Linked DNA regions of Mus musculus: region 1 is linked to region 2. Evidence: chromatin loops called from intact Hi-C (ENCODE). Cell type or tissue: heart. All regions are shown on one strand.

The links. A loop is a pair of places that touch in the nucleus more often than their neighbours do. Peaks named below come from ENCODE experiments on the same cell type or tissue, not always from the same donor. Only the 100,000 strongest peaks of a DNase experiment are listed, where the experiment ranks them.
Region 1: it touches region 2 in a loop (2.0-fold over the local background); 5 of 42 quality-filtered maps call a loop at or near these places.

Annotation. Positions count from the first base shown.
Region 1 is chr15:59,226,534-59,229,033 of GRCm38, reverse strand. No RefSeq gene overlaps it. Among named protein-coding and RNA genes, the nearest start is that of Gm36617, 18 kb to the left of the region's middle. In heart, no CTCF peak of the experiment used is centred here; no DNase peak of the experiment used is centred here; H3K4me3 peaks cover 399 bases; H3K27ac peaks cover 930 bases.
Region 2 is chr15:59,280,046-59,282,545 of GRCm38, reverse strand. All of the region lies in intron 2 of Gm36617 (a long non-coding RNA gene), which reads right to left. Among named protein-coding and RNA genes, the nearest start is that of Sqle, 34 kb to the left of the region's middle. In heart, a CTCF peak has its summit at 1,559 (motif pointing left); no DNase peak of the experiment used is centred here; H3K4me3 peaks cover 453 bases; H3K27ac peaks cover 469 bases.

The DNA of each region.
Region 1 (2,500 bases), 54 kb after region 2:
AATTGGGGCTGGCTTACAGGTTCAGAGGTTCAGTCCATTATCATCAAGGTAGGAGCACGGCAGCATCCAGGCAGGCATGGTGTAGGCAGAGCTGAGAGTTCTACATCTTCATCTGAAGGCTGGTAGAAGACTAGCTTCCAGGCAGCTAGGACAAGGGTCTTAGAGCCCACCCCCACAGTGACACACTTCCTCTGACCAGGCCACACCTACTCCAACCTCCAGATAATCCCACTCCCTGGGTCAAGCATATTCAAACCACCACAGAAACCCTAAATCCAATGGCAAACAAGACAATTTAGAAGATTTTCCTGCTTGGAAAGTCTGTCTCATTAGTTCCATCCCTGCTTTGCGTTCCAGACCCTGCCAGTGGCTCCTGCAGGGCAAGCTAACTCCAGCTCCATGCTGACTCCAATCTCACAGGGATGACAATGGAATGTCCCCCACTGACTGCACTGTCTTGTTCTCTCCCACAACGTGCATCTCCTGAATTCCTGCTGTCAATCCCATGCAGACAGCACTATGCAGGCCACGGAGAAATCAGAAGGACAAAAAAATAAGAAAAAAATAAGAAAAGAAAGGTTCAAGCTGTGCTTGGTCCAAGAATAATCTGTCTTTGCACCGTAGTCTGACTGTGGTGAACCCAGGAGGAAATGGTTTGTTTGGCTCCTAGGTCGCAGTCCATCATCAAGGAAGGCAGGGCAGGAACTCAAGGCAGGAACCTGGAGGCAGGAACTAAAGCAGAAAGTCTGGAGGAATGTTGTTTAGCGGCTCTACTGGCTGGCTAGGCCTGCTTTCTTTCTTTCTTTTTTTTCTACCCATCAGGCCCACCTTCCCAGGAGTGGCACTACCTACACAGTGGCTGGGCTCTCCCACTTCAATCAGTAATCAAGAAAATACCCCACAGATGTGCCCACAGCCCAGTCTGACAGAGGCCATTTCTCAATCGATGTTCCTTCTCTCTTGGTAACTCTAGTTTGTATCAAGTTGACAAAAACAAACCAGCACACCTTCCTTCCTTCTTCCCTGTGGTTGAAATACCACTTATCTCAGAGCCCTTTGTCTTCTCTTACTGTTGGTTTCCAGCATTACCTCCCTCCGTCAAGCATCCTGGAAGGAGCCTTTGGTCCTAATGCATCTCTTGGTCTTAATAGAAACCCCCAGTGCTGGCTGAGTGCTTGCATCCCACACCCTGGAATTCACCTGCTGAAATCTCCAATCCTCAAGGAAGAGACCACAGGAGATTGTGCCGAGAGCTGGTTCCGTCACAGAGGCACTGAGAGAGACACCATCCTAACTGACACAGTGAGAAGATATTAATTATGAACCACGAAGCAGGTCCTCCTTAGATACTGGACTACTGGCATCTGGATCTTCAACTTCCTGGACTCCAGATGGTGAACAGAAGTTTCTGCCATGTCTGACTAAGCTTCTTGATTTCCAGCATGGTGTCAGAGCAGCACTGCTATACTAAGAGGGTGACTCTGAGTCCCTGAGAGAAGCCTCACGCTCTAAGCACTTCCACTTAACCACCTTCTGATAGGGAACTCTGCTTATCTGCTACATACTCTGTCCTGCGACTTTGGCTTCTCATAGAGTGCTACAAGGACACTGTGGAACCAAAGAGAGAGGTCAACCCTTGATTCTGCCTGCTTGTGCTGGTGTGTGGTTTTTGTCCTCCGTGGATCCCCTTATTCTGCTCTTTTTCCAAGTCTACCCCATTCTGCACCTGGACAGATCAATGAACCCCAGAGCTCCTTCTCGTGCTTCCTGTTCCATTATTTAAGTCTAGGAGGGAAGTTCTGCAGCTACTGGGCCAGGATTTGCAGGTCACAGCTCATCCAGCGTCCACTCTTCTGACCATGAAAATTCAGAAGTGCAGACACCTTTCTCAGGGCAGAGATTAGGGCTGCTCCGAGCCCCACACTTTCGTCAGCCCTTGTCCTTCATGGTGATTATCCTGAGCTATACAATGTCTAAGACTTCAGGAGACAGGGAACGCAAGTCAGACAGCTGAATACCTCTCAGAAGGAGCTAATCATGTCCAAGTCCAGCTTTAACACCACAGGGTAAACTGAGGCAGGCAGCCAATAGCCCCTCTCAGATGACATGGGCAGGCAATTTACAGGGTCAGCACTACTGATGAAACAAAACTTAATTATCTGGGGCTGGCAAGAATATCCAGTGAGAATCTCTGAACTTGTTTAACTCTTAAGTGGCCAGCAAGAAAGAAAAGGACAGAGAGAAGGCCACACACACACACACACACACACACACACTGGTCAGTCTCTACCATCTGTTTCACCAATTTCACAGGTGCACATGCATACTCATATCCATATACCTACATATGTATGTACGTACATACATATACACATATATATACAACATATGCATCATATACATTATACATATACATTATACATACACATACACATACACATACACATACACATACACATACACATACACATACACATACACATACACATACACATACACA
Region 2 (2,500 bases):
ATACTATGATTCATATAGTATGCGATTGTGGTTCATTACAGTAGCAAAATTAATTAAGTAGCAGACAGTAATTTTATGGTTGGGGACATCACAACCTGAGGAACTGAATTGGAGGGCCGCAGCATTAGGAATCTTGAAAAGCACTGCTGCAGACGGATGTCTTACAATTAGAAAGTGGTAGACACTATTAGAAAAAAATGGAACAAAGGGTCTCTGGCCTGACGGTAACATCACCTTGGGGTGTGTAGTCTGACCTGGGCGTGATGATTAATAATATAAGACATGGTGCTAACCTATGATTTCCTATTTATAGTCTCAGTTCCTTTCAAAGTTATGACCATATCAGAGCCAAGATTTCCCACTAATTGCAATTTTTTTTCAGAACACTTGCTTTGCTAGGAAAAATGTGACTATCCAGTGCACTGGTGCTCATATGGAGTGGGTGGGGCGGTGGGTGGAGGGCCTGGATGCTCGTGGAAAATTTCAAAGTATGGAGAGTTTGGTTTTCGTTAAGTACCTACCAGCCAGCCAGAGAAGAGGAAACAAGGTCACTTAGCTCCTTAGAGACGGATGAAGCAGGGACTCAGTTCCCACAGACGCATCTCTGAAATGCCTGCCTCGCCTCCCTGGCTCACAAGCTGTACCTCAGTGCAAACTCGCCGGCATAGCTCTTTAGCTCGTGGATCTGAACGACCTCATCCATCTGAGACTCCCCTCGGACACTGCTTATCTACTTGGGAACTCCTGGAGACAGTTGCTCGAGAGCCATTTATGGGAAGTTTGGCCAGAACCTTTAGCGGCATGGAGATGCCTGACCTTTCCAAAAATACACTCTCCACCCCTACCCTCTCCACCTTAGCATCCCAACCTTTCTTCACTTCCACCTTCTCTTTCCCTACATGCCATGCTTACCTTCTTTAACCCTACCCTGGACACCCCCACTTTCTCAATTCCTACACTCATCACCCCCACCCTAACCACCCTTACCCTCTTCACCTGTCCTCTCCATCTGCATCCTCTCCATCTGCATCCTCTCCATCTGCATCCTCTCTACCCTATCCTCTCCATTTCTAAACTATCCATCCTTACTTTTTCAAACCCTACACTCTCCATTCTTACCCCCTACACCCATAGCCTCTCCATCCTCTACTTTTTCACCCCTACACCTCCTCCACCCCACCCTCTCCACCTCTGCCATCACCATCTCTACCCTCTCCATCCCTTGGGGCATACAGTAGTTCTCTACTACAGTGTCGGGGGACCACCTTACTGAGTTGTTCGCCTGCTTTCCCATTCAGTTAGAAACTTGGTGTTAGATTTGGTGAAAGCGCCCTTCTGAGCTGGGCTTATGGACTCCTCATAGATACTAGTGAGTGAATGACTCATGTCCATGTGTGTTGTGGGGTGGCTAGACAGAAGCAGGAGTCATCCAGAAAGAAGAAACCTCACTCCCGGTGTGGAATGACCAACATCAGATTGCCCTGTAGGCAGGTCTACGGAACATTTTACTGATGATTGCCTTAGAGGGCCCATTCCACTGTGAGTGGTGCCATCCTGTGGTCGCGGGTGGCATAAGAAAGCAGGCTGAAGCCTGATGTGGTGGAGCACACACACCTTTAATCCCAGCACTCGGAAGGCAGAGGCAGGTGGATTTCTTTCTGAGTTCGAGGCCAGCCTGGTCTACAAAGTGAGTTCCAGGACAGCCAGGGCTATACAGAGAAACCCTGTCTGGAAACAAACAAACAAACCAAAAACACAAAACAAAAAAGAAAGCAAGCTGAGTAAACCACAGGGAGCAAACCAGTAAGCACCCCTCCGTGCTTCAGTTCCCGCCTCCAGGTTTTTGCTTTAACACCTGCCTTCCCTTGGTGATAGCCCCTCAAGGTGATATAAAGCCTTTCTCCCCCGAGTTACTTTTGGTCCCGGTGTTTGTGATAGAAAAAAAAAAAAAAGTAGCAAGTATAAACCCAAGAAAGTAATGCGAAGGCCTGGATCGGGGGTAATTGCTGAAATCGGAGGCAAACTGACAGGCGTTGAAAAATTAACGTGGCTGCCCAATATAGGTACAGAAGAAATAGTAATGTGTTGTTGTTGTTGCTGTTGCTGCTGTTTCAGCTGCCATTGTTTGAAGGACTCCAGATGTATCCCTTTAACAGTGAAAAAGACCATTTACTCTCAAGCGAGTCTGCAGCCTGCTGGGAGGCGGAGAACAAGAGACAAACAATAAGTAGTTCCGGTTGTGGTTTAGTGGTCTGAAGTAAACAAAAGCACCAAGGAGACAGAACAGCTGGCAAAGGTGAAGCAAGAAGACTCCGTGGGGAGGTGACATTTCAGCTGAGACCCTCAGGACTGGCCAGTGCAAATGTCCGGAGTGCGGAGACGCAGATAGGCTGGAAACTTAACAGGGGAGTCAGACCAAAGCAGGTTCACGGCATCATGGCGTGGAGAGGGAGAATGAGGCAGCCGAAGAGGTCAGATCACTGAGGACACTGACGTCAGG